4 separate regions of the Mus musculus genome follow, and regions 1, 2 and 4 are each linked to region 3. A link is a loop called in an ENCODE intact Hi-C map of the cell type or tissue named here. Cell type or tissue: left cerebral cortex. All regions are shown on one strand. Links, peaks and the distances in the headings refer to the core of each region. The heading gives the core; the rest is flanking DNA.

The links. A loop is a pair of places that touch in the nucleus more often than their neighbours do. Peaks named below come from ENCODE experiments on the same cell type or tissue, not always from the same donor. Only the 100,000 strongest peaks of a DNase experiment are listed, where the experiment ranks them.
Region 1: it touches region 3 in a loop (2.1-fold over the local background); 2 of 42 quality-filtered maps call a loop at or near these places.
Region 2: it touches region 3 in a loop (8-fold over the local background); 24 of 42 quality-filtered maps call a loop at or near these places.
Region 4: it touches region 3 in a loop (7-fold over the local background); 23 of 42 quality-filtered maps call a loop at or near these places.

Annotation. Positions count from the first base shown.
Region 1 is chr7:113,898,326-113,905,758 of GRCm38, forward strand. All of the region lies in intron 5 of Spon1 (spondin 1, (f-spondin) extracellular matrix protein), which reads left to right. Among named protein-coding and RNA genes, the nearest start is that of Gm51454, 130 kb to the right of the region's middle. In left cerebral cortex, for the core only: no CTCF peak of the experiment used is centred there; a DNase peak (open chromatin) is centred at 3,761.
Region 2 is chr7:113,374,757-113,382,189 of GRCm38, forward strand. No RefSeq gene overlaps it. Among named protein-coding and RNA genes, the nearest start is that of Btbd10, 9.1 kb to the left of the region's middle. In left cerebral cortex, for the core only: a CTCF peak has its summit at 3,365 (motif pointing right); DNase peaks (open chromatin) are centred at 3,314 and 3,738.
Region 3 is chr7:114,016,996-114,024,428 of GRCm38, forward strand. All of the region lies in intron 7 of Spon1 (spondin 1, (f-spondin) extracellular matrix protein), which reads left to right. Among named protein-coding and RNA genes, the nearest start is that of Gm51454, 16 kb to the right of the region's middle. In left cerebral cortex, for the core only: a CTCF peak has its summit at 4,018 (motif pointing left); DNase peaks (open chromatin) are centred at 3,492 and 3,961; H3K4me3 peaks cover 704 bases; H3K27ac peaks cover 571 bases.
Region 4 is chr7:113,605,934-113,613,366 of GRCm38, forward strand. No RefSeq gene overlaps it. Among named protein-coding and RNA genes, the nearest start is that of Far1os, 45 kb to the left of the region's middle. In left cerebral cortex, for the core only: CTCF peaks have their summits at 2,070 (motif pointing right), 2,270 and 3,399 (motif pointing right); DNase peaks (open chromatin) are centred at 2,174 and 3,355.

The DNA of each region.
Region 1 (7,433 bases), core at 1,211-6,210, 120 kb before region 3:
CCTCTTCAATTAACTGTTGATTTATAAGAAATGGGCTGTGGAATGTAGCCTTGGCGCAAGACACTGGGTTCAACCCTTAGCTCTGCAAATATTAATTAATCAATCAATTAATTAATTAATTAATTAATACTAAGTAGAGGACTGGAGAAATGGCTCAGCAGTTAAGAGCACTTGCTGCTCTCAAAGAGGATGTGTGCTTAGTTCCCAGCCTCCAACATGGTAATTACAACCATCCAAAACTTAGTGCCAGGGAATCTGATGCCCTCTTCTGGCTTTCACAGGTACTGCATGCACCTGGTTCACATAACATTCATGCATGCAGGAAATAAAATAAGTATATAATAGAAAAAATAAATCATAAAAAATAAAAAGAGCAAGGATTTCCTTTCTGTTTTTTCTATATACCCTCTGCTCATTAGAGCAGTGTCTTTGCTTCACTTTATGGGAAAGTTTTAAGGTTAATTTTCATAGCTCTTCCCATTTCCAATTTACACTGATTTCATTTGGTGCTTAGTTTGTTTATTTCACTCTGCTTTTATCCTGACAGTTCTTAGCTGGAAAGTCCGTTTCCAAACAATAGTTCTGTTATTAGTTTTAATTATTTATGTATGTCATCAATAAATACTTATTAATTCAGGATTTCTTGCAGTCTTTTAGAACATTATCTTTCCTCTTTTAAGAACTCCTATTTTCAGAGGAAAATAGTAAGCCAGTGCTTGTTCATTAGTGAGTGATTTTATTTCTCACATCTGAACATTTGTAAAAATATTTTCACTTGGAAAATAACTGGATTAAAAACCCAAATCCTTTTTTTATTAAAACTTTATTATAAAGAACTTGCAAATAAAAATAACATCACACTGCAAAATTAACCAGGCTCAGAGTCTATATGTCTCCATGAACTTCTGTACAGTTAGTAGAGCCATTCTGAAGCTGCAAAGCTTCACACTGGATTTTACGTTTTCACCATTACATCTATTTTTACGCACGTACCCTCTAACAACAACAGAAATCCCTGACGGAGTTGGAACTAGAAAAAGAATTAGCCTTGGGTGTCCATTACAGCATTTACTGCATGCTTTGTATGTGGTTTTTCCATCTCAGTGAAGAAACCTGTTCTTCATTCACTCATGACCAGATTCCTACAAGGAGTCTGCAGCTTTGCTCCTTGTTCGATGTGTGTTTTTCATTTGCAGCCGAAGTGTTTCATGATTTGTTTTTATCTGAGCTATGTTAATTGAATCTGAAGGTTCAGCTCATACCTCCATCTATTTTATTAACATGGATATTTTTCTTCTAGTTGGTCTTTTATTTTTATTTCTCTGTCTTTTGTCCTTTGCTCTTACCCCATTAATTCCACAAGTAGATGCAATGCATTTGTTCTGTGTGAACAGTGTGCTTAGTGGGTGCTTTCTCTTGCTTTAAGAATCTGCTTCTCCCAGAACACTCCATCCTCCATTTCTGTCCTCTCATTTCTTCATACTCTGCACAGTTTGGCTATTTCATTTTCTCTCTGCTCAGTTTCTGATGGCACTCAATCATGTATCTGACCTTACCCTTGCTTACAGCTTGCTACCCACTGCCCCTTCCTCCCATAAGGATCTCTTCAGAAGTGGGCATAATATCTTTCTTATACATTTCTTATACCACTGTAAGTTTTCCTAAAGCTGTTTTGATTGTTGTTTCATTCTGCGGTTTATTGATTTTTCCCTCCTACACCTACCCTCCTCTGTACGGGTTCTCCGTGTGCCTTCTTCCTCTCACACTGCCAAAAGCTCCTGGTCGTTCCTTGTTCTTGGCCACTCACTCTTCCTTCACCTCTTCTTGATGATACGGTGTCTTAGCTGCTTTTCTCTCACACAGCCCTGGCAAGCATCCCTCTCAGTTTGCAGGTTCTCTTCTGCTTTGGGGTTGGAAGCACAAAGAAACACTTGCAGTTTATCCCTAGCCACAGGTAAATTCAGAATGAAGGAACAGAAAAGGAGACGAAAGATAAAATACCATGACAGACAACTTATAAAAGGGTGGGTTTATTTGACCTTACAGTTCCAGAAACTAAGAGTTACCATGGCAGGGAAGCGTGACAGCACAGGGAAGCGTGACAGCAAGCAGCAGGCATGACAGCTGGAGCAGAAGCTGGGGGCTCCATCTTGAACTATAAGAAGGAAGCAGAGAACATGAACTGGGAATGACATGTGGCTTTGAAACCCCAATGCCCACTCTTGATGACACATTTCCTCCAACAAGGCCACACTTCCTAAACTTACCCAAACAGCACCACCAACTGCGGACCAAGTGTTCAAGCACCTGAGCCCATGGGAGGCTCTCATTTAAACCACATCTGAGGATTACTTCTAAACCTCTGCTTCCAGCTATTTTATTGGCGTTTGATTGGGTCTTGGATTTGGTAAGGCTGCAGCCTCTTTCCTTCCTGCATCCTCTTCCTAGAAGCTCAAACATGGACTTTATTTATTTATTTATTTATTTATTTATTTAGTACATCCTTTCTTAAGATGTACCTATCTGGGACTAACCATCCAAAATTCTGTCTTGTGTGAAGTAATTTTGTCTCTCAAGGATGAGCCCCATTACCACTGGAAGGAGTAAGTTAACTTGTTGATACTCTCTTGCTATTCATTCCTGCTGCCTGGCAGTTTCCAGAACTCGGGATCACTGTAGCTCATTCCTGTAGCTTAAACCTGTTCTCAGTGATATGAGTGTGGGTAGGGGAGACATAGAGCTCATTGCCAGTCACAAGTCCACGGGCATATAAGTCTAACACTACCAATCTCCCTAATGGGGGAAAGTATGGGGTTGACTCAAGGCTAGCCCCAACCCAACAGTTTTCTCTATTTTCTTCAAGCTTGTTTGCTAATCTCTAAGATGTGATTTCAAGAAATGTAGGTATTAATAAAAAAGACTTAGGTGGGTGTGGTGGCGCATGCCTTTAATCCCAGTACCAGGCCAACCTGGTCTATATAGTGAGTTCCAGGCCAGCCAGGGCTGCATAGTGAAACCTTGTGTTTAAAAAGAAAAGAAGGGGGTGGGCAAAGGCTGATTTAGTCTTTCCTTCTGCATGAAACTATTCTAAACACCAAAAAAAAAAAAAAAGCCTTATGAACTTGGGGATGGGGTACTCAAGTTCCATTAGTGATAGCCTTTCGTATGGTTACCCAGGAATTTGCACACAAAACTCTGCTGAAGCTAATAGCATTTATGAACTCAAGTTTTCCAAACAATGTGTTGAGAAATACACCCTCAAGAATTGTTTATTCCAAGAAAGGCCAGATATTTATAAGCGCAAATGGGGTTTCTGCAAAGGTTGGTGCCAGGCACTCCAGCCCTGGCAAACATCCCTCTCAGTCTGCAAGAACTCTACTGCTTTGGGGTTGGAAGCAAAGCAGAAGTACAAAGAAATGCTTGCAGCTTACCCCTAGCCTCAGTTAAATTCACAATGGAAGACCATAGACAGGGACGAAAGATAACAGGAAATCTCAACACAGATAGCCCTGCACTGGAGCCCTGGTCTGTGGTCCAGGAATGGGGTTGTTGAAATCCCTTTATTATACTACTGAGCTGATTGATTAAATTAAAAGTTATGAGCCAAATGCCCCGAGCATCTTGGAACCTTCCTGCGTCTGTACATATTCATGTGGTCCTAATGACCCTCATTGGACTGGAAAAGCAAGTGCTTCCTGCAGGGAATGCATGAAGAAAGGCTTGGGAGGAAGCGAAACTTTAGAACAGCCAGCAAGAGTTTAATTAAACTCGAACATTATAAGCTTGCCTCTAAACTGAGCAAAACGCACCACATTTCGCCCCCACATGGAGCGACTCCGGGTCCTTGCAGCTCAAGTGGAAAGAACAATGGGATGCAGAAGGCTTTCTCTTTACATCTGGCTCCTCGAAACAGGGATAAGAGGTTTCTGGAGGGTTTTGCTGCCTGGAACAGTTACTGTTTACAGATGTGAGCGGCTTTCAGTCATTGAATGCAAATTGCATCTGCTTTGTTGTATACACCCTGGGAAAACCCAAAGGAGGGAATAATGTGCCTTTATCCGCCCACCCACATTGGGATTCAGGGCACAGTCTTTGGGGGTTTATTGGGTCCCTAAGCAACCTTTGAAGAGAGCTGTCTGTCCATCTGTCTGACTGCCCTGTCTCCAGCACACATGGATTCTTTTGACTCTGCTTCTCTGGTCTCTGGTTCTATCCTTGGTCTGCTGACTACATTTTTTGGTAACCATGTCTTGTGTTCAGGGATCCTAGACTAATTCTGCGTGCCTTGACAGTGTTGATCTGTAATCTGAAGGCAAGCTCCTCAGCAGGGATGAAGGGAAACAAGCTTTGAATGCAGAGGCTTAAAACACACACACACACACACACACACACACACACACACACACACACACAGAGAGAGAGAGAGAGAGAGAGAGAGAGAGAGAGAGAGAGAGAGAGAGAAAGAAGTGAGAGTAAGGAGATGGCAGTAAGCAGACTTCTGCTAGAATTCTTAATCGCAACACCAAATGTCACAGCAATGTGAGGGCTCAAAGAGAGGATTTCAGAAGGGATAGGCTGTAATCTGTTTCTTTCACCAGCAATAGCACAGGGGTGTCCAGGAGTCCATCAGTCCTCTGCTGAAAGACACAATGTATTATATGGTCTAGACTAACCTGGAAGCCATCTTGGCATTTTAACCTGATGACTTCCTTAGAAGGCTTTATGAAGATTAACTTATCCCATTCCTGCCTCATTTTACTCATCTACGAAGCAACGCATGCCCGCAACACCATATGGAAATGTCTTAAGAGTAACCTGAGTTCAAAGTGAACCAGCACCAGAAAAAGATACTGCTCAACTTCTGTGTCCAGTTTCCTGTATACAAAGTTACATGTGCATCCCTGTGTTATAGTAGGTGGGGTGGGCTGATATTTTCCAGTCCTTTCCCAGCCTTGGCATGTGCTGTGAGCTTATCAGGTATTGTTATGTAGCTGGGCAGTGGTGGCCCACGCCTTTAATCTCAGCAACTGGGAGGCAGAGGGAGGCAGATTTCTGAGTTTGAGGCCAGCCTGGTTGGTCTACAGAGTGAGCTCCAGGGTAGCCAGAGCTACACAGAGAAACCCTGTCTCAAAAAAATCAAAAAAGTATCATCATGTAGAGTGTATGCATGTTTCTTTTAGCTCAGTGCCAAAACCACAGCTCATGATGCCTGAATCTTGTAACTATTGTGTTTTTCCAGCCTTATCGTTATCCCACCCAAATTCTCAACCTTCCAGTGGGTTGGCTCTGCTCTCCTGCTGCTTTCTCAGATAAGTCCTTCTATCATTGAGGAATAACTTTGTCTAAAGCCTCTACTTCCTCTATGTCACAAATGGAGAGAGAGCTGGGTTTCAGATACATTTTATCATTCTTAGCTTAAGGAGCTTAAAATGGAAAGGCGGGGCTGTGTATGTAGCTCAACTAGTACAGCACTGCTTGGCATACACAAAGCCCAAGGTTTTATCCCCAGTCTGAGTGTGGTAGCACATATCTGTAGTGCTAACATGTGGGTTGGAGGCGAGAGGATCAGAAGTTTAAGGTCATCCTCAGATACATCTTGAGTTCAAGACCAACCTGGGATATATGAGATTCAGTTTCAAAAATAAGTAAAGTGAAATTAAAAGATATTGTTTAAGAGGTCCTATAATAAAAACCTAACCAGAAATGAAGAAAGAGTGACACAGTCCTCAGTCAGAAAGGAATTTAATAACAAATACACTTGCACAACAACCCAGACAAACACATGGAACCAATCATCTGCTAACCGAAGCTGGTAGCCCCTGACCTGCTTGTTTGGAACAATGCGACATAAACAGAGTTTGAGATTTATATGTTCTGTGATTTCTACTGCTTAAGGTCAGTTTCACCCAGTCTCCCTTGCCTACAAAAGTCATTCTTCAGTGGAGACTGTGCGACCACCAGTTATGCGAAAAGCACAGCCGGGGTGATAGAAGAAAGCCAACCCAGTGTCTAGGGAGGTGGCCTAGTGGATGTATTAATCACTGTTCTATTGCTGTGAAGAGACACCATGACCATGGCAGCTCTTATGAAAGGAAGCATCTAACTGAGGGCTTGCTTACAGCTTAGACCACAAATATCATGGTGGGAGCGTGACAGTAAGCATGGCACTGGGGTAGTAGCTGAGAGCTAGATCCTGTGACGCACACACACTCATGCTCACACACGCACTTACACACAGGCACCTCACACACACAGACATACACTACGCACACAAAAGAACAACAGAAGCTTTTAGCTAAGCCCTGGGACAACTTCTTTTGTGTGTCTAACTAGGTTTCACTTGGCCTTTATTTCAGCCTAAGCCATCGCTGCTTTGAGGCACCTTCCGTGACATCCCACACTGGGCTATTCCCATTCTCAAAGCCTCTTTACAGCCTTTTGTGCCCTTCCTGCGACTTACTGTTTAGCACAGCTGCTGCTGCTTTCCTGAGGATAGCCATGTAATTTAAAGCTTACAAAATTCAAGATTAATCCTGAAGAAAGATTAAAGCTGCTTTCTCAAGCCCACTATACAGTAGAAAGGCTGCAGAGTAAAAGTGTCTTTGACATTAACTCACAGCCAATTTTGGGGAATGATTCCATGGAGAAAGGGAGTTTGGCATTAGTTTATATTTGCACATGGAAGGATTTTATAAACACGTGACAGACGTTCAAGAAACCTGTTATGGGCTGGTATGGTGGTATGTCCCTGTATCTCCAGCACTCGTGAGGCAGAGGCGGGAGGACCTCAGGTTAGAGGCCAACCTATGATACATAGCAAGTTCCAGGCAGTCAGTGATACATCGTCTCAATTTCCAGGGATTCTTGGGTTTCTTGTTAGAAATCTACTATTAAACTTCTCTTTCAACACAATTTGCATGGCTTATTTTTTCTTCATTGAATTTAAGCTACATTTATTTAAGGTATTATAGCAACATCTTAACTTGATTTTGAAATTATTATTTTATTTTAAAATAAAGAAAAACAACAACAAAGGAAGAACCAAAGATGTGGAGGCTGATGCCTGACCTTCCTAATAATTGAAAATCCCCCAGGGGAGAGAGTGTCCTGTCAACTCCAACACCCCAGCCCAGACCCTGCCCGATCCTTACTGATGCCAGAGTTGCTTGGCATGTTTCCTGTATTGGAATTAGACTATTGTTCCCTCAGGACAGAGACCTTGTCTTGTTCATGGCTGGGGTCATTGCTACCTAGCCTATATCAAACAGACTAAATACCTACAGCTATAAGATAGACGTGGGGGGAGGGGGAGGTGTGACTACATGGGCCAGGTTCCTGGGCCCATTCTATCTCTCAAAATGATACTGAGAAAAATCTTGCGAAGGATAAATTCTAGACCCTCTTGCAAACTTCCATTGGGTAAAATGAACTCT
Region 2 (7,433 bases), core at 1,464-6,463, 640 kb before region 3:
CTAGACTTCTTTAATGCTAAAGGGTTGTAGAATTTCCCCACAGGCACCTGCCAAGTTAAAGCGAACCGAGCTTCAATGCATGCCACTAAGGGCCTAGCTTTTAGAATTTTTGGAGGGAGCCTCACCAAGTTCCCTGTAAAAGAGATAAAAGCAGGTTTAGTTACTGTAGCAGCCCCAGTATGAACTGCCTAGTACTTATCACATAAAACAATCTAATAAATTCCTTTTCTTAATATTTATAATCAGCAGTTCAGAGAGTTGTAAAATATCTTCCATTCTCCTGTAGTAATTGTCTCTGAGGTCTACTGCCTCAGTCTGCTAACCTAGGCCTAGTCCTGGAAGTTTCTAGCCTCCATACAATCTTAACTAGGTCTAGAATGCTTTCAGTATCTGAAACTTAGTGCTGAATAAGTTTACCATTTCTTTCTTTCTTTTCTTTTTTTTTCTTTTCTTTTTTTTTTAAGTTTACCATTTCTTATTCTTTCTGGTCTCTAGCTGGTTCAACTCAGCCATTCTGGCTCAAACTCCTATTCAAGCTGACTCAGTCGGGCCTCAATTCTCTCTCTCCCTCTCCCTCTCCCTCTCCCTCTCCCTCTCCCTCTCCCTCTCCCTCTCCCTCTCCCTCTCCCTCTCTCCCTCTCTCCCTCTCTTCCTCTCCCTCTCTCCCTCTCTCCCTCTCTCCCTCTCTTCCTCTCTCCCTCTCTCCCTCTCCCTCTCCCTCTCCCTCTCCCTCTCCCACCCTCTTGAGTTACTCTGCTTTGCTTCATATTAACTTTGGCAATCTGTTCTAATCTTCTGGCTCCTTCTCATTCTCTGGCTTGTTCTGTCTTCATTTATGTCTATCTTGTTCCCTTTGTAACCTGTCTCAGTACAACTGTCCAGGTCAAACTGCCTTTTTCCTTTCTCTCTTCTCTGCCTGCATTGCTCTCTTAAGTAAGCACTTTTTCCTCTCTTCTCATGAGAATTGGACATATCTGTAGTGGCCATTCCTGGTTGTCAACTTGACTATATTTGGAATGAACTACAATCCAGAATTGGAAGGCTCACCAGTGACCCTTATCTGGAGGCTTAGAAATAGAAGTTTCTGATCTGGATCTTGGTATAGAGATCTTGAGCCATAGTGGCTATGGATTCCAGAAGATTAAATCTCCGAGTGAATTTAAGGTCATCTAGGATTAAAGGTGTGGTAGAACACACCTTTAATCTGGGCTACACCTTCTGCTGGAGACAATATAAGGACATTGGAAGAAGGGAGTCTTGCTCTTGCTCCTTTGCCTGCTTGCTGTGTGAGACTGAGTAACTGCTAGATCCTTGGACTTCCATTCACAGCTACTACTGAACCATTGTTGAGAATTGGGCTGCAAACTGTAAGTCATCAATAAATTCCTTTTTTATATAGAGACTATCCATAAGTTCTGTGACTCTAGAAAACCCTGACTAAAACAATATCCTATTCTGTCAAATTTTTCTCTGATTCATCACTTTGTCTGCCATTCTCAAACATGGGTACTTCCTTTTATAAACTAACTTCACCTTCATTGTCTAGGATTAAAGGTATGTGCTAAGGGCTCAGCTACACCACAACTAGGAACAACTTTTTTCAATAGGTAACAATCTTAGGCTGGAGAGATGGCTCAGTGGTTAAGAGCACTGGCTCTGAGTTCAGTTACCAGCAACCATATGGTAGCTCACAAACCATCTATAAAAGGGGTTTGATGCCCTCTTCTAGTGTCTCTGAAGACAGCTACAGTGTACTTATAAATAAAATAAATCCTTTTTAAAAAAATAACAATCTCAGAGTTCACAGTGTGATGGAATATCCTGCAACAGAGAGTGGTCCTTGACCTTTGAAGAAACTGTTAGGTATATTTTTATTTACATCAAATAAAGCAGTTTTTTAAAAGGCCTGCCCAATAAGCGGGAAATCACACCTGGTACTGGAAACCTAGCCAACTATCTGGGGCAAGTGTGGTCATGGGTCTTGGGGAGAACATATAACTCCCATTTTATTAAGTCGGCATAATTTTACCGTACATTCTAAATATTTATTCTTATACTCATAGAGAAGTGTGGATCTCATCTCTCCTCAAAGAAACATCTCTTTTGGACAGATGGAGATCATTACAGAAAACCACAACCAAACTGCAGAGAATAAGTGACTATATTATTGTCCATCCTCAATGGGTAGATTACAACACAATTGCAGATACATCTACAACATCTCACTCTGTAGACCAAACTGGCCTTGAAACCACAGAAATCTGCCTGGTTTTGCCTCTCAAGTGCTTGGACTGAAGGTGTGTCTCACCGAGCCCAGCTAGAAAAACTTTTTTTTTTTTTTTCAAAAAGGAACATAAGGAAAGGAAAGAGCACAAGATAAAAAACATACTTTAACAATGAAAAGAAAACATGATTAAAATTAAGGACAAAAAATAATTCTTTACAGGTTTAAAATAGCCACCCAAAGAGTACAGGTTATTGCCGTTGTTCTTGGTTACCCACTGGGACTTGATGGTAAGACCCTGTTGTTGAAGACACCACATAGTTTGCTCGTAGAACTTCGAAAAACCAAATTGATACAGATCTGGAAGCATCATCCTTGCTGGCTAGCTTCCACAGTGCTGGAATGTGTTTTGCAGGTTCCTAGGAGAGAAAAAAGTTAACAGTCTTATTCAGCCATGATTCCTCCAAGCTCCAATAATCTGTGGCCTGACAAGACATGCCCTTTGGTTCAATAATGACATGAATGTTACAGGGTAACCAAAAACTTCCTAATTGGATTTAAGTCCCACTACACAGGAAAGAACTCTTGTGTACTAAATCTGGCCAAGAACTTGTGGTTAGAGAGGGCATAGGCCCTACTCCCACAATTTTATTAAAGGGACACAGTGTCAAACTGCCCTCTAAATACTTGTACCCACAATGCAGCTCTCTCTCATCAGAGAAGCTCCTCTGTGCAGTGGTGGTTATATAGAAATTACAACAAGCCAAACTGCAGAGAATAATTGACTGTGCTGTGCTCGGCCCTGAACAGGACATTTGTATCTCATCTTCACACTTCAAAAGGCCAGGGAACCTTGCAGAAGAGGGAGGGAGAAAGGTTGGAAAAGCCAGAGGCATGGGAAGATTGTTGCAAAATGTCTTCTGAACATGACTATTCCACTCATGGATTCATAGAACCCGTGGTTGCCAGCATAGAAAATGGTACAAGAGTGAGTCAGTCAGTGCGCCAGCGTAAAGAGGGAGGAGACTCATGAGACTCCACCCCAACCCTAGATGAGGCGTGGTTGGCATTTGATGCTTCTAGAAAAGGGAGTCCCTTTTCAGTGGCATAGCCCACAGTCGTTTACCCATCCACCAGTAGATGGCACCCTCTATCCATGTGCATACCAGTAGCACTAATTAAACTTGCTGGAATAAAAGAGGAAGAGGTGGTCATGACATTGGAAAAGGGTGGGGCATGTCCCCAGAATAGTTAGGGGGAGGAAGAGGGATGAGAATGACCTAAATTCATGTGTGAAATTACAAAATAAATAAATAAATAAATATTTTATAAAATATAGCAAAAAGTCAAAAGATGAGAAAAAGAAACTAAAAAACAATGAATTGGAGAAGCCTCTGTGTGGGTCTCTTGGAATCTGCAAGGCGGAGTCCCTTGTGTTTCCTAAACCTGGCACTGTACCAGCAGAGTGCTGGGCTGGCCTCATGATTGCTTTGATACTACATTCATCTTAGAAACTTCCCTTTTTATGTGCCCCAGAAGCAAATGCTGACCACACTGAGCTTTGCAACCCGTGGAAGAGGTTTTCACTTGCATCAGAGAATTATTGATTTGTGTATGAAGGGGTGTCTATGTGTAAGCCAAGTGCTATCTCCTACATGTCTCAGAGAGCAGGTGAAGTAGAGATCTGAGCTCTTTTCTGGAGGGAAGAACAGAGAGAGAAGCTAGCACTCAAGTTTAGTAGTTTCAGATTATGCCTAGCAGTCAAACACCTCGTGGGTGGGTGGAGGCTGCAGAAATCAAGTGATCCAGTGTGCTTGGGTTCAGAGCCTTCAATGAGCAGTTTGCTGACCACAGACTTAAGCTTACAATTCTCTATTGTTATCCTCATATTACCAAGTTTGCTCCTTGGTTCAAAGAGTAGAAACATTGTGCTTTCACAGCCCAAATTCCCTTCTGTCTAAATTTCTTAGTATGTCCTCATCTGCCATGCTCTTCTCCATGACTGTCTCTTGTGGCCCTCTCCCACCCAAACACTGGTAGGATGACTCTGGAAGTTCCTCTCATGATTTTTTTTTTTTTCGAGACAGTGTTTCTCTGTATAGCCCCAGCTGTCCTGGAACTCACTTTGTAGACCAAGCTGGCTTCGAACTCAGAAATCTGCCTGCCTCTGCCTCCCAAGTGCTGGGATTAAAGGCATGCGCCACCACGCCCGGCATGACTTGTTTTTCTTAACAGTCAGAGATTCACACAGAGGCAGCTTCTAATCTACCACCATACTCTGGAAATCCTAATGCCTTGCTTCATAAGCATCCTGAGATCAAGATAATGGGTCATAACTGGAGTGTAATTCAGTATTTAGAGAGCATAATTAGCATGTTTGTGGCCCCAAGACACAGCAGTCAGTCAAGAAGCAAAAGGATGCCACAAGTGGAAAAAGGTGGCTTCCAAGTGCCTAACAGAATTTGTCCTTCAAGGGTCCACCCAAGCAGCCTCTAGTACAAGAGGGATCCAGCCTTCTCCAAAGAAGGAAGGCTGAAGCTAAGTTCGCAGAATGCAGGATTCCCTCCTGGGGATAGAGAGGGGGGTGGGGGCTAAGATACAGACAGGGTCACTATGCTGATGGAGAACATCTACCAGTGTGTGGTCCCCATTCTAGCCTGAAACTTATTCTTAGAGCAACTTATTATTCAAAATAACTCATATATATAGCTATGTTATATTGGATACTAACAAGCAAAAAAAAAATGACAAACAAAAACTTTAAAATGGAAAATATGGAGGCTTAGCAATGGTGAGTGGTGAGGAAGGGAATATGGGAAATACAGACTGTGAGTTACAAAGACAGATATTTGAAAAAAAATTAGATGTTGTAGTTTTTTAAATTCACAGATACATGGCTAACTAGGAAAAAAAAACAAGAGAGTAATGATAAACATTAAGAATATGGTAAAAAAAAAAAAAAAAAAGAAGTCAAAGATCCTACATGGAAATTCTAAAATACCGACAGCATGCTATTATATAATCTCAAGGGTGGAAAGTGGATGTTCATTTTATATTTTCTTTATTTAAAAAAAGTGGGGCTGGAAAGATAATTTAGCAGTTAAGAGCACGTGCTGCTCTTCCAGAGGACCTGAGTTCTGACCCGAGCGCCCACATCAGGCAGCTCACAACTGCTTATCACTCTAACTCTAGTCTTATATACACCCTTACACACAAATGAAGTCTTTTAAACAAGCCACATATATTTTATACAAGATTGTAATATACAATAAACTTCACTATTTATAAAGAAAAGCTATGTATTCCCCTCTCCTCCCACCACATCTCCCCCTCCTCCCCTGGTGCTTTGAGAAAGAGTTTTTCTGTATAGCCTTTGGCTTGCTTTTCTGTATAGCTCTTGAAACTTGCTCTGTAGAACAGGCTGGCCTCACAGAGATCCACCTGCTTCTGCCTCTGCCTCCTGCCTCTCTGCCTCTCTGCCTCTCTGCCTCTCTGCCTCTGCCTCCAGTGCTGGGAATAAAGGTGTGCACTGTCACCACCTGCCTAGCCATTATTTTCTCTTATTCCCCTTTCCTATAGATCTCTTCTTGCCCTCTCATTATCCATTTCTCCTCTAATGTCCTACAAATACATATTTCTACATCCTGCATATGAGATGCAGTCTAGTTTATTTTGCTTAACACGATCTCCAGTTCTATCTACTTTCCTGCAAAAGTCATGATTTCATTCTTTGCTGGCTTAAATTTTTAAAAAATGAAATATAAAATGTATATTATTTTCAAGGATTCTGTAATAAGGCAGATATAAGCTCTGTGGTGGTGGTATGCCACCTATAATCCTAGCAGAGTCAGGCAGAGTTCAAGGCCAGCCTGAGCTATAGAGTGAGTTCCAAGTACAGCTAGAGCTACACAGAGAAAACCTGTCTTAAAAGAAACAAAATAAATAAAATAAAGTTATTAAAAAATTAATTTGTGTGATGGACATTTAATTGTAGTCAGACAAAGTACATGGAATTAACATCCTGGAAGTGAAGACTATATGTGTTTATAAGGAAAGCATTTTTAAAAGTCAAGTGCTTTATATTTCCAAAGAGCCTTTTGCTGACCAGTTATGAAAGAGAATATGACAGTATATTAAGAGTCTTATTTTCTGGAGAAATTATTGACACACTGCTTTTAAGGTCAAGCATATATTAAGAAAGAACAGTAGCATCCCTCATAATTTAAAAATTAAAATATTACAGGTACTGGATAAAACTATAAGAAACAAAGATGTGTAATAAGAAGGAGAAAAGAGGTAAATGTGCCATTATTTTGCATGATCAACAGTATAAAAAGCTTTATCACAAGATAAACAATCTTACCTAATAAATGAGCCCAACAAGGTTATTAGTCTAGGAGAAAACTGAATATTATCCTGCACAAAAATATTATCAACTAGAAAAATAATAAAACCATAGTTTCCCTTCAGGATAGACACAGATCTGGATTGTATTTAGTAATTAACACGAGCTGTGTAAAATCCAGAGGGAAGTGCTGTAAGATCGAGAATTGACAAATGGGACCTAATGAAACTCCAAAGTTTCTGCAAGGCAAAAGACACCGTCAATAAGACAAAAAGACCACCAACAGATTGGGAAAGGATCTTTACCTATCCTAAATCAGATAGGGGACTGATATCCAACATATATAAAGAACTCAAGAAGGTGGACTTCAGAAAATCAAATAACCCCATTAAAAAATGGGGCTCAGAACTGAACAAAGAATTCTCACCTGAGGAATACCGAATGGCAGAGAAGCACCTGAAAAAATGTTCAACATCCTTAATCATCAGGGAAATGCAAATCAAAACAACCCTGAGATTCCACCTCACACCAGTCAGAATGGCTAAGATCAAAAATTCAGGTGACAGCAGATGCTGGCGTGGATGTGGAGAAAGAGGAACACTCCTCCATTGTTGGTGGGATTGCAGGCTTGTACAACCACTCTGGAAATCAGTCTGGCGGTTCCTCAGAAAATTGGACATAGTACTACCGGAGGATCCAGCAATACCTCTCCTGGGCATATATCCAGAAGATGCCCAACTGGTAAGAAGGACACATGCTCCACTATGTTCATAGCAGCCTTATTTATAATAGCCAGAAGCTGGAAAGAACCCAGATGCCCCTCAACAGAGGAATGGATACAGAAAATGTGGTACATCTACACAA
Region 3 (7,433 bases), core at 1,278-6,277:
CCACCACAGAAGACCCAACTGATTAACCATGGCATGTTCTCTTGAGCTCACTCTAAGCGATCCTGATTCATGGGAAACCACATCTGTACTGGTCTCAGTTCTCAGACCCTCTCTTGTCTCTGTCAGCTATGTCCCTTGAAGAGTTTATCTGCCCTGAAGACTTTGATGGTCCAAGGGGATGCTGCCAGTTTCAAACTATCATAATCCCAGATGGGTGGGTAGATGACCAATTATAGATACTAGATGATGGATGGATTAGACATATAGATAGACAGACAGACAGACAGACAGATAGATAGATAGATAGATAGATAGGATTGATAGGATAGAGGGAGGAGAGAGAGAGAGAGAGAGAGAGAGAGATCAGTTTGAGGAGTACCTTTCCATAGATGGCCCTTATTGAACTTAAACTCCTCGTTTCCAAAATGGAACTCCTCACATTGTCTTCACCCTATTCTTAACTGTGCATGTTGGGTAGTGCGTGCCTTAAGTCCCAGCACTTGGGAGCCAGAAACAGATGGATCTCTTTGAGTTTGAAGCCAGCCTGGTCTACGTAGCTAAGTTCTAGGTTAAGTGGGGCTATACAGTAAGATACTATTTAAAAAGAAAAATCACCAACAAACAAGGAACTCTACTCCTCTTTGTGCGGGAAAACATCTGAGGTGCAGTGGCTCACAAAGCCTTGCGCGGTCTCCTCACTCTTCCGAAAGCCGGTCATTACCTGGCTCCCCCCCCCCCCACCCCCAGCTAGTCAAGCGAGCACCAACCTTTCCTTCCTAACCTGCTTCAGCGCATTCCATAGTTTCCCATAATCCAATTCGTCAACTATGCTGTTATAGGTGATCTGTTAGGAATCCAGACCTGCTGTGTTCCCTCTTCTTAGCATCTTCCTATCCCCAAAATGTGCATTCAGGAAGGGAGGGGTGTCTTTCCCAATCAACATCCACAAGAGCCCAGGTACCTCAGCGGGTACTGAGAGGAATTCTCTCTGTCTCCTCTCATGGTGACCCTGATAAAGTTGTGCCCCCTCTGTGACGGGCCCGCATTTGAGGGCATTGGTCCATTTGAGAGCAGAACAGGAATATCGGACATATCCAGATGACGGGCCCTAACCCACCTCCTCCCTTCATAACAAGATTCCTCAGACTCATTTTCTCACTTTCTAACACACTTCTTTCTTCTAGTCAAGCTTTTAATCAGCCTGAAATTAATAGCATAATATCAGTAATAAATTGACTCTTGTCTCACAATGACAGGAAACAAAATCCGACCTCCGCTTTACCCCGAATCCGTCAAGCAATGACAACCTAAACACTTCATTGATTCAGTCTATACTTATTAAGATCCGAAGAATGGCTCCATCGAGGGGGATGGGGATACTGTGGTGAACGGAACTCTTCCCGGGGGCCTGCAGTTCAGTGGGGAAAGATATTTAGCGAACGTAACCTATATGTAAGGGAAAGTCCTGGCTAGGTCAGGATGAAGAGGAGGATAGCACTTTCAAAGCGTTAAAAGGCTTCTAGTTTCTGCGTAACTAGATGCAGAAATCAAAGATGAGCCCTTGTGTGGAGCCAAGTTATGCAACATGAAAAATTTAAGAGTGGTAGGGTGGTCAGGAGGTTGGAGTAGGAGAAACATGGTCAAGGGACATTATATAGTTGTGTGACAATAGCCTTGTGACATCCAGTCCTCTGTACCAACAGAAGAAAAAGCTTGTTTTCATTTTTATTTTAAAACACTTATTGAAGAGTTTTCAGCAGAAGACTGTGATCAGACAGCATTTGAAAATCAAAAGGCAATAGCCATGTCAAGGTTCCGATATGAAACGCTGAATTAGGTGGGAAGTGCAGGCAGGCAGCTGCACAGAGCCAGGAGAGAGGTGTGGGCCACTTCTGAAGGGAGGGTGGGTAGGAGCGGGGAGCAGACAGGTGCAGAGGTGAGCAGTAGCCCGTCAGGCTGACAGCTGTGGAGACAGACTGAGGGGGAAGTGAGGGAGGCAGAATGGTCAAATGCTTCTCAGGTGTGGAGCTGGCCCAGTCATGGAACTGGGAACCCTGCCATGACTGAGGTCATTAGATGAAGGTTAATGGGAAAGCCCATGAGAGCAGCTCTGCCTATGACATGTTGTTAAGATGCCCTAAAAGGTGAAGGCCAAGTGCCCAGTTAGGACCTAGCTCTGAATTTCAGGGTTCAGAGTCTCTGCAGATGCATAACTGAGTCAAGGGTAAATCAGAGACTGCCCAAAACCAGGGTCACTTGACAGCGCGGGGGTGGGGGGGTGTGGAGGTTAAGAATAAGGCTTAGGACAGAGCCCCCAAGAGCCCCCACTCTTCATGGTAAAGCCTTGGCTTCAAATGAAACCAAAAGAGAACAGCACAAAGGTGCCCAAGGAAAGAGTAGCTCCCTGGAACCCAGGGAAGACTGAGGGACACAGCCAGCTAGGCCCTACCCAGCATGAAGTCAGTCAATAGAGTCACAGACACTAAGCCACTGTGCCCTTCTGCTGTGGGATGGGAGAACCCTGCATGCAGCAGGGGAAACCTTAACCCTGCTGTAGAAGACAAAGTCTGACTTGGTTGTGACGCAGAAGGGAAGAAAATCGAGTTGGATTTGTGTGTGTGTGTGTGTGTGTGTGTGTGTGTGTGTGTGTGTGTGTGTGTTTTGGTGGCTTGGAGGTGTTTTAGGTTTTGGTGACGGGGTTGTTTCTCTCTCTCTCTCTCTCTCTCTCTCTCTCTCTCTGTGTGTGTGTGTGTGTGTGTGTGTGTGTGTGTGTGTGTTACTTCCAACGGGTGAAAGACATGTTGAAATTTGAAAGAAGTATTATATGGGGAATACCTTCCCACACTTTACCTGCCCCTCAGACTTTCTGAGACCCAGTGGAAACAAAGATAAAAAAAAAGGAAGGAAGGAAGGAAGAAAGAAAGAGAGAGAGAGAGAGAGAGAGAGAGAGAGAGAGAGAGAGAGAGAGAGAGAAAGAAAGAAAGAAAGAAAGAAAGAAAGAAAGAAAGAAAGAAAAAACAAAAAATTAATTGATGGCAAACACTCAGTTCACAAACAGCCCAAACCTTTCCACCCCACACTATGGGCTCATTTAGGGAAAGGAATTTTCCTTTGATTTTCCCAAACCCTCTATTCCCCTTTCCTTTCCAAATCTCATTAGGAAGTCAAATTAGGAAGCCTGCACGAAGCCAGGTTTTGTTTTGCACTAACAACCCCGCCCCCCCACCACCCCCATTCTCCCCCCCCCCCCCATCCCCATCCCTGCAAGTCTGATGGAGGTTAATGGGATTCCAGCCTCTTCACCCAGTGGAAAAGCCAGGGTGACCTACTTTGCAAAGCACTGCCTGTTGAAACTGACTTTTTTTCTCAGCAGTCTTCATCCGCATTCCCAGCACCCCTTCTCAAAGGGCAGGAGCGGATGAACGAATCAACGGTGACATGTTTGATTCAATAAATCAAGCCAGAGCCCTGACAGCCCAATGTTCGGGTAGAGACAGGGAAAGACGAATTCCGAGCAAAGCCGCATCCTTCACTGGTTCTTTGCAAACACAAGTGAGAAACAGTTCCTGCAATCATTGTGAATTTGCACTACTCCAGGGTGGTCTGAATGCTAAGAATTACCGGAACTTTCAAAGATATTCATCTCCTGGAAAGGACTGGCATTCCCCCTAAATTATTCCCACCCATTCCTCTTGGTTATCTCTTGCTTAGACAATGGCCGGTGTTTGTGAGATCAGCGGTGCAAAGACTGGGTCTACTTCTCCAGAAATGAAACCAGAAACAGCCCTCGGATTCCGAGGTCCCTCTTGCCTCCTCCTAGCAAGAGTCACCTGGGTCCATCGACGCCCGTGGGGTAGTAAAGGAACTCGGACTTGAGCAGGTGGTAGATCTGCATGTCCAGATGGACTTGGAATCCCAAATACCTTCTGGTTAGAAACTAATGTTGCAAAAACTTGACAAACCCTGATCCGCCAGCACCGTGCTTCAGTCTAATGAATGGCTTGGGCGCCCCCTAGTGGCTTAATAGAGTTCCTGCACTTGAGAAAACAAATTGAGACCAAAGTAAAACCTTTTAAAAACTATTACTAGGTAGGTCTCACTGGTGAGGATTTGTAACTTAGAAGGCAAGGACCAGAGTGTAGATTGATCATAAAATCATCTCTCGCCTCTTTTCCTCTGTGGTATTTTGGGAAGTTTTGCTGAAAATGAGGCACTGTACTGTCAGGAACCAATGAGAAGCCATTTCTTCACAGTTAAATACACTGGTCCCATATTGCAGGTTTAGTAACTACAAGGAAAGGTGGGGTTAAAAGCACTCGCTTCTCTGCCCTCATCCCATGCACCTCACCCTCTCAGAGGTCAGGAAAGACATTTCTTCATGTACATATTTATTTTTAATTTATGTGTGTGTAAACTGTTCATAACTTTACTAGGACTGGGTCTTTTTCTCAGAGATGTGGCTTATCACTGTGTAGATGCTGACACTTTTCAATTATGCTGGATGGGGACACTTTTATGACACTCTTATTTTTCTTGGCACCAGAGGTCTTCTGATTCACATCTTAGGTGCCCTCCAGAAAGCTAGAGGCTTGGTCTCCAGCTGTGGCATTCTTAAGAGGTGATGGAAACTTTAAGACTTGGTAAAAAGGCTCACTGGTGGTGGTGCACACCTTTAATCCCAGCACTCTGAGGCAGAGGCAGCTGGAGCTCTGAGTTTGAGGCCAGCCTGGTCAACAGAGTGAGTTCTAGGACAGCCTGGGCTACACAGCGAAACTCTGGGGCAGGGGAGGATGGAAAGAAGTTAGGCCTGTGGAGGTGTGTGCCTGGAACATCTGCTAGGACCCACCTATCCACCCACCCCTCACCCCACCCCAACCCACCCCACCCCTCACCACCTTCTTGTAGCCCCACCATGGTGCACTACGCTGCCCAGTCACAAGGAAATGTGGTCAGGTGACCATGGATTAAAATCTCTGACACCATTAGCCAAAACAAGTTTTTCTTCTTCAAAGACATTTTTCTCCAATGTTTTGTCAGTGGCAGTGGCAGAAAGCCAGAACGAGAGGGTCCATGGAGACTTTTACATTTTGAAATATTTGTGTATAGATATAATGACATGCCTCGGTGACAGGACCCAAATTTCAGCATGCGACAGGTTGCATGCACACCTTTTACAGGAGAATACGTTTGCACAATATTTGAATGCATCTGCCATTTGCCTGTGACCCATCGTGTGGGGTCAAGCGTGGAACTCCCTATTTGGGTTTCATGTTACCGCTCAGGAAGCTTCAGATTTGGGGGGTTTTAAGATTTGTAATACCAAGCAGTTCTGGTCATTACCCACAAGTGTTAACTGATGTTAATTCAATCTGTTTCTTTTGTGGTTGCTTTTCCTGTTTCAAATCTGAGAAAGGAAACATTTCTTTTCTCTTCTTTTCTTTTTATCCCCACCTTGAAAAGTAACATTTCTTAGTAGACACTTTTCTTAAATGTTTGACATTTCTCTACAGTCTGGATATTGGGTTCTAGAGCTGTATGGTGTTCCTTGCAAATCTGATGTTTTGTTTTGTTTTGTTTTTTTTAGTTGATTCAGTCTGACAGCACTTGGTGTCCAGCCTTTCCTCTCTCTCCACTCTGGCCCACTAATTTCTGTTCTACTTCGAAATATCATATTATTTTTAATTAAATTTGTCATATACTGTGGCATGCAATAAGTCTCCCTGCTTAAAAAAGAAAAAATTCACATGTAAATCTTAGATAAAAGAAAAATAGGCCACCAAATTGGCAGAATGTCATATCGTCGTGGAAGACCTGGCACCTAAGAGAGCATAAATAAGAACTTTTATTAAAGTTCGATTAAATTAAAGAGCCCTGGTTCTGGCTAGCACTTCCTAAGAAAAAGTCACACATATGCTTATCCATTTCATTATTTTAAGTAAGGTTTTTATAAGAGAAATAATAAATACTTTGAAGCGACCTTTAATTAAATTTGAAGGTCAAAGGAAATAGGAAAGCTCCACATTCATTTCCTAGATTAATTCATTTATTTCAACAAACATTTGGAAGGAGCCCATTGCATGGTAAGATCTGTGCCAGGCAAGGAATTGTAGCTGAAATACCCCCAAAATGGCCTCTACTCTATAGACTGGGGAGAAAATGACATTAAACAGGAAATTCTGAATGACATATCAGATCAGTGAATGAAGGTAGGTCAGCGGTGCTAAGCAGTTTGGGAGAATGGGGGAAAATTCCCTCATGGAAGCACTGAAGAGCCTGGGGGGAATTTTCTCGTCCTAGATAAGAGAAAGGGGCAAGTTATATCTAAAGATGCTTAAAAAAAAAATTGTTCCTATATCCTGTGCAGTCAGAATTGCCGTGCTACTCAACTGAGGGCAAGGCGTTTGGGAGTCTGGCTTTTCCATCCCTTGAAGTCTTTAAGCAGCCACACTGGTTGAAAAAGCTTCTGTGAGGGCTGGTTGTTGAGTGATGTCTTAGCTACTTTTCTTGTTGTAACCAAACCCGGTCAAAAGGAACCTAAGAAAGGAAAGGTGTGTTTTTGACTCATGGCTTCGGGAGATACTGTTCATCTTAACAGGAAAGGTGCAATAACCGGACCGTGAGATGCCTGTCACAGGACATCTGCAGCCAGGAAACCCGGAGTTGTGGAGTGAGGCTCAGCTCACTTTTCCTTTATCCCCTTTTGCATTCAGTCAAGGGTGCCAGCCCATGGATGCTCCTTCCCACATTCAGGGAGGTCCTCAATTAAGATCTGGAAACACCTTTGAGAACCTGGTATCCTAGGTGATTCACAAGCCAGTTAAGTTGACATGAAGATTCACCATCACACAAGAAGGTTATGTCTGTCAGATATATAAGTACCAGTTCGTGCTAGGTTGGAGTCAGGGTGGTTCCTAACGCTCTAGATTCCGTAGGAGATTTGTCTCCTTAGGTTGTCACTGTGAATCCTGACACTTGTGGCCTTCAGGAGATGAATAACCGTCTCTGAAATTACATACTTATGGAGATGGGGAGACAGTGAGTGGGGTAGTCTGTGTGGCAATGGAAAGGGGGGGGGAGGGCAACATTCCCAAAGGATGTGAGACAGGCACTGCAAGACAGAGCAGTCACTCAATACAAAGCTGAATGGGTAGCGCCACAGTTCCCAGGCTGTAGGATGGTGGTAACACACGCCTTTAATCCAGGGCTTGGGAGGCAGAGGCAGGCAGATCTCTGAGTTTGAGGCCAGCCTGATCGACAGAGCGAGTTACAAGAGCTAGCAAGTCCAAGCTAGGGCTATACATAGAAACCCTGTCTCTATTGAATGAAAGAGAAAGAGAGACTGACAGACAAACTGCTGAGGCTAGAGAGAGAGCTTAGTCAGCAAGCCAGAAAAGTACAAGTTCAAATGTTAGGTGTAATACCACATGCTTATG
Region 4 (7,433 bases), core at 772-5,771, 410 kb before region 3:
TGAGTCCATTTCTGGCTCCTGGATTCCAGTATCCTTATTCTGTTTGGAACATCTAATAGTTTTTTGTGCTTCATGTCTGTCCCTACCTTACCTCAATACTTGCCTTCCAGTCCAGTTTCATGAAAGAAGCATGTGACTGGCTGATTAGAATACTATATCTCATGAATTTGGTGATTGGCACACTAATCAACATTTATTCTACAGAGAGGCCAATATAGTTTTTGTTTGTTGGTTGCTTGAGACAGCTGCTGGGGCCACCACATGGTGATTTGGGTTTAGATCTGAAGTGTTGCTCAAAAGCTCATATGTGGAAGACTTGGTCTACAGTTATAAGGTACTGCTCTTGGAGTACTGTGTTATAAGGTACTGCTCTTGGAGGTGGGCCTAGTCAAAGAAAATTAGGGGTGTGTCCTTGAAAGGGTTATTGGACCTCAAGCCTCCCCTTTTTTTCTATTTGCTTCAGAAAGTGGTCAATCAGCCTGTACTACCACGTAGCTCCTGACATTAGGTTCTGCTTTAGAGCTGACCCACCTAGGATTGACACCCTTGAGTCTGTGAGCCAAAATAAATCCTTACCCTCTTTTAAAATACCTTCTCAGGTACTTCAGCCTAGTGATGGAAATCCAATCCTACCACATATGAACACATGAAGTCTGATGATAATGCCAGAGAGGAAACATAATATAGAAAATTTTCATTTTTAAACATCCATCATTTAAACCACTTGGATCGAGCCATACCTGAATTTTAGACTTTTTAGATAAGCCAATAAATCACTCAATTCACTTCACTTCTATCTCTTTAAAGACTTTCGACTGTATGTTCTATCATTTATAATAGGAGAAACTCCAAAAGAATGTTCATCCTGCCCATCCCGGGGGAGTTACACAAAGGAAGCCCACGAATTCAGTGACTCCTGATTCACATCTCAAAGAGTGTGACTTCTAGAGTCAGATGTGTTCCCTCTGGGTCATGAGGTCCCTGAGATTCTCTTCTGGACCAGGAGTTTTCTCTTAAAGGCAACTTTTGCAATGGTTTCTACTTTGGTTCAATCAAATCTGGAGGTTCAATGTGACTACCTTTAGAACAAAAGCATGATATTTCTCCCATAAGGCAAAGGCCATTTAGCTCTCTGGGACACAAGTGTTTGGCTGTCCTTGAGCAAGAAGAGAGAGAGATTTTGAAGTTTACAATTGCCTACCATTTGGGAAGATATAAGTGAAGTCAGCCAAGTCTGTAATTGTCTATCTTTCTTGCCAGCATAGCACATCTGCTTATAAGCTAATAAGTAGTGAATTGAGGCCATGTTTGGACTGTCTTTTCCTTTTCTTTTAAGTCCAAGGTAAACTGTCTCTTGCAGGGGTCATGTTCATGAGAAACACTCTTGGATGGGTGTCTGATTCAGAGCACCCTGGAGGATGGGTATCTCTTTCTGCTTTGCTTTGAAGAGAGATACCTCCTTGTCTTTGAACACATGGCTTGGGTGGGACCAAGGGCCAGCTCACTCTGGCTTGTCCAGAGACTTCATCCTTGGATCACTTTAGAATTCAAAGTCACCGAGCATGCCTATAAGCATCTAAACGAGAGAATCATGATTTTGCTTTTATTATTTTTTTTAGCTAAAATCATTAGGAAAGAGAAGGTCATTCCCTTTCAGGATTGCTGCCTGTGAGGGTTTTGGAACTGGAGGGTCTAGGCACCATCAGTGGGAAATGATGATGGGGGGGTGGGGTGGGGAAGGAGCCACCAAGAGAAGCAAAGAACTGGGGAGAATGGAGGTAGTTGAGAAACACACATACCGAGGGACCAAATCTGTGTCCCCAACTTGAAGCTTGAAGCCCCATTTACATCTGGGCACTTTAATTAGCAAAAGTGTTGTCGTTTCTAGACAGATTTTCTCAAGGGTAGCTGAAATAACCTTGTGAATACATAAATGCCTCAATTGCTTACCATAGTACTGCACTTTAGACATGAAGAAGGCTCAAAGCCAAGGAGCCAGGATAGGGTTCCCAAGGCCCTGCTGGGAGATACGGACATCTGTGACTCTCATGATAAAGCAGGGCTGACTGGACCTGATCCTGCCAGCAGGGGGAATGGTGGTGGTAATGTCGATGTGTACTGGGGAAGCAGCCCACGCTCAGTCTGTTTTGCTGTCACACTTGCGTGTTTGTGTGTGATTTTAACATAAATTAGCTCAAATGTGCTTGATAAATGGAACAACGCCAGTGAAATGCGGTTCATCTGCGAGGCTCCCGGCCTGCCAACATTTTGCACTGGCAGGCCTTGGAAGATGCAGGCAAAGTGCAGGAACCCAGCTGGATACAGCACGGAGGGAGAGAGACAGCATTTCCTGCAGCTCCCAGCAACTCCAGGCCTTTTGCCTCAGGGAAGTCTCCAGTCCATGTTAGGAGTACTTGTCAGTCAGGTCTCACTGATCCTGTGCCCGGGGTGGGGGGGTGGTGGGGGTGGTGGGGGTGGGGTGGGGGTGGTGGGGGTGGTGGGGGTGGTGTAGGGTAGGGGGTGCGTGTTTCCTTCTCCAGGTAACTCAGAAGGTCGTAGTTTCTCTTACATTGACATCCATCAAGCTGTCCTTTCTTCCTGTCTTAAAGGCAGAGTCCTCTATTTTCTCCAGGCTGTGTTGTGTATTAGGAACTGGACATTCTTCTTAAACCACTGGCATCTTTCACGGAGGTTATCTATTTGGGGTTGTCTGCCGCCGTCCTATTTTTCCCATAAGTCTTAATTATTTTTAGTTTGCGATTTTGCAGAGAGTGTGTTTCTTTCCCTCCCCTTAGGAACACATACAACTCATTGCTGCAAGAGCACCTGGTTTTGTTTTTTTGTTTTTTGTTTTTCCTTCTTTTTTTTTTTTTTTAAAAGAAGGGGGAAAAATGAGAAAATATCTGAATAATAGCTAGCTACGGATGTGCTGACCACATCTGTTTGGCTACAGGTCATGTAGGTTTTTCTTGCTATTTCAAAGTATCTCCAGAACTCAGCCTACTTTCTTACCCTATTCTTGACTAGTTGGAAATATAAAGAACTTGTAACCGACTTACAGATCCTATTGGGTCAAGACTGGATGCCTGCTTGGGTTTCTGAATACAATTTTCAACCCTAGAGACCCAGCACGTGCTCTGTCCCCTAGTCTCCAGAAGGAGCCTTCAGGCAAAGCCATATCCATGAACAATGCTGCATAAGCAGATGCTAACACCGTAAAGCATGCAGGATGCAGGCAGCTGGAAAATTGTGCTACAAAAATAAACACCCTGTTTCTGCAAATTGGGCAACTCTCATTAGCCCCAGGAAGCTCGTTTTCATGGTTAAGTAGTTAAGCGGCTGATTAAAGGCACAAGACCATTTAGGCACCTGCTTATTTGTGCATTTTCCTTTTTGTTCCGAACTTTGGCCAGAAGATGGTGCTCGTGAACACACTTTGGCAAAGTCTCTCTCTCTCTCTCTCTCTCTCTCTCTCTCTCTCTCTCTCTCTCTCTCTCTTGCTACAAATTCTACACCTGCAGGTGCTCCTTCAGCTGAGAACATAACTTGGATCTTGCAAGTCCGGGAAAAAGGCGATTTGAAAACCAGCTAGAGGTTGAGTGACTAAGAATGCAACACCACCTGCCTTTTTTTTTTTTTTTTTTTTTTTTTTTTAGATTTAAAAATCCAGTTGAGGAGCATGTACAGCCCCAACTGTTGTTACATCAAAGCACAAAGTCTTAGTATCTTGAAATTAAGGGAAAGGCATTAGAGGAGACTCTAGCTTATGTTTGGACCTGTATTAGAACAGAGAGAGCTTGGCACACCAGAGAGGAGTAGACCTAGATTTAAATCTTGACAGCAAATACCACTCATAGTGGTTTACACCCCCTAGACGTGTTCTCACATGCTCTCAAGAGTCTTTGAGCCATTATGCACCATGCCCACATCAGTAGTAGAGGAAGAGATTTCAAAGCCAAGGAATCCATCTCTGCATCTTCAAATCTGGCTTTTAAGGTGGCTTCTGCTGCTGTTTGAAGACCTTTCTTTCTTTCTTTCTTTCTTTCTTTCTTTCTTTCTTTCTTTCTTTCTTTCTTTCTTTCTTTCTTTCTTTCTTTTTGAGTGTGATGGCCAGCCAGATCTTACACAGAGAAGCAGGCCCAAGTGAGTGGAATTCCTAATCCTACCAGCCATTTTGACTCGCCATGTGCGGGTGTTCTCTGAATGGGTTACCTGTTCCATCTTTATGACATCGGGAGGCTGTTACTCTTATTACCGTGCTTCACAGGTGTGGAAGCAGAGGCTTATGGAGTTGAGATAATTTGCTCAAGGTCAAACAAGAAATAATGATTACAGCTAAAACAAGATCCAGCTGGCTTCCGAGCCCACAGTGTCAATCTCTAGACTGTCAACCTCTCATCAGCCATGTTTCTAGAGTCTACCTTCTCATTTCTGTTCAAAACCTTCTCAAGGGCTTCCACAGCCCCTGGGATAAAGGTCACGTTACTTAGCCTGACATTTAGGGAGTTTTATGAATCACTTTCAAGTGTGGGCAGATTAGAGAAATGGCAACAATATTTTCAAAGGCTGTGTCTAAGACAGTGGCCTCAAGTGGGCATTGCTTTAGTTGCTGGAAGAGCCTGTGCTTGCCCCTATAAGTGAGTATTTATTTGCAAATTATTACGGATTCTATTTTCAACCCAAGCATTGCAAATCATTAAATATTAGGTTATTTCTGATTTGAACACATCCCAAACGGCTTCAAACTTTCCTGCCCATACCTCAGTGGAGGGTCTTGTTCAGTGGAAAAATCCCTTTGACACAGACTCCAGGGATATGGCTTTTCTTTCATGTTGCAAGATTTGTTTATATCATTTGCCCTCTGAGAGGCCTGGGGACAGCATCATCTGCTTCTCTGACTTAATTGTCTCCTAAAAACCCAAAGACAGTGTGTAATTGTTCCAGGAGGAATTACTACTGGGCTTTGATTCTTATAGTGGTATAAAAGTAGCGTCAGCATTTGTAACAGAACTCCACAAAGCATGCTTTGCATGAGCGCTCCTTGCTTCTCATCATTACTTTATGGTGTTTGCTAAGAAGTATGTTTTCCCCCCCATAGTCTAAGTTTCTTTCTCGAGCTAGTGGATTTTCTGTTCTGCTTGCCTGCTCTGTTCTGCATTGGTAAACTAGAAACTGAATTCACTGGACACTGAGATCTGGTTAATGAATGTGAACCTAGTCACCAATGGTTTGGAAGCAGATTCTAGATCTTTGGATGCTCCTAATGGGGAAAAGACAAGCAATTTTAAAAATCTAAGATCGGTTAGAGTCTCATTACAGTGAATTATGGTACGAACTTAGCTATGGAGGGAGGAGTGCAGATTAGCAGTGCCTTGCATTCTCTTTCCCTTGTGCTTTTTATGGAGGCCAGAAGTCATTGTTACCATTCTTCATGTGAGAAAACAGGGGCTGCTTTTACAGAGATGCATCTCTTGGCTTCTTATTTTGGGAACCTTGTGTTAGCCATCTTCCCTTAGCAATTTGAGCCCTGGGGTGAAGGGTTCTGCCTGTTTCCAGAACAGGATGGAGATGGAGGCTTAGAGGTCCCTGAGATGGAAGTGGAAGGACCAAAGTGTGAGAAATGCTCCTGCTGCCATAATTCCCATCATGGTGGGCCATATTCCTTCTTAATCCATGAGCCAAGATAAGCCTTCTTTCCTTAAGTTACATTTACCAGGGGGTTTGTTACATCACACACACTTGACTTAAGCCCCTCCCTCCCAAATTGAAAGCAAGCTCTCCCAAATAGTGCTCAAAGCACTATTCACAATAGCCCCAAAGATGGAAACAACACAAGGCTTCGTTGATGGACGAGTGGATGATAGAATGCAGTTTTTCGGTACCTGCTATAGACCTACCATTCATAGACAGGAAAGACATTCTGATGCATGATGCAGCAAGGGCAAACCTTGAGGTCATTGCCCTAAGTCAAATAAGCCCATCATGAGAGGACAGCTCTCATTTCCATCTAAAGTGGTCAAGTGCATAGGCAGAATACTAAATGGTGATTACCAGGTGTGGCTGCGAGTGGGGAGTGTGAGTTGAATTTCAATTTGAGGCCCACTCTGGTAGCTGGTAGCCACATTTGCACAACAGCATGCTTACATTTGAGGCCATCGAGCTGCTGGCTCAACAACAGTTAATAAATTTTATGTTATGTGTAATTCATCATAATTTTAAGAGACATCGACACCCACTCATCCCAGGGCAAAACACTTTGCTCAAGTCTGTTTGCTTAACCTGCCACCAAATAGGTTGGCCCCAAGGCCATATCCTAGAAGTCTGCATGGGTACAGGGAGGGGCCAAGATGAGTGCTTCTTGAACTGCTAAGCAAGGCCACATGCTTCCTTGCCAGGTGCATAGTCCTCTTCTGTGAAGCCCTCCTTCCTGATGGAGTCCCTTGTTGATCCCTATGGATAAAAATGGAGGACTAGGGAGAGCAGAGCCCTCTTGAGCAGGGCAGGGTAAAAATCAGTTTCGCTTGTATTTCTGCATATCTGTTGTATATCTCTAGGTACTGGGATACAGTGACATCCAAGGCTAGCCTAGAGAAAGCCATACACAGGGCAGAGGCGATTGAGATTGACCTTCAGCACATGCAAGCTGGGAAGAAAGGGTGAATCAGGCAAGGCCTGGTCCACAAGGTCTTTTCACTGATATTGATGTTGATCTCACGTGTACTAAGCCAGGCTAAGTAATATGTGACTTCACATGTAAAATTTCCTGCTGTCCTCATAAGAACTGTATGTGGTTGATACTACCAATCTCCCTGTTTTAGAAGTGAGAAAACACGACCAATATTGGGAAAGGAAGTTGATTACAGCCACACAATGAGGAAGTTACAGAGTCAGGAGCTTGGCCCAGACCTTCCTGTTTCCCACGCAGGGCCTCTACAGGGGACCTGAAGTAGAGGTTCCTGGAACATGTGATGGAACATGGAGATGGATAAAGCTAGTTTCCCTCCAATAACTGCCTAGGTAAAAGTCCTGTCCAGTCACCATTTTGCCACCATGGTGACCTTTTCACACATGGTACCTTTGCACCGGCTATGAAGCTAGCTGTGAGCTCATACTCACTTCCAGCTGGGCTCTTCAGTGAGCACATCCTCCGACTTGGGCTTCTTAGGTCAAGATTAAATGGGTGCTCTTTGGTCTGCTTTAGAAAGCAGCTCTCTATAGAAGGCTTCCTTTGTTGTCAGGATACCTCCCATCATATACACATTCCTTCATCACTGGTCTTTTTATAGAGTGGGTTTCAGCTTTATTCTAGCTAGCTGTTGGTTTGCCGGAAGGTGGATTTTTTTTCCCTTTTAATTTACCTGAGGGATGGGGCAGGCAGCTGATCCAGCATGATTATAGAAGAACTCGAGTCTTAGACAGGGGGTGTGAACCTC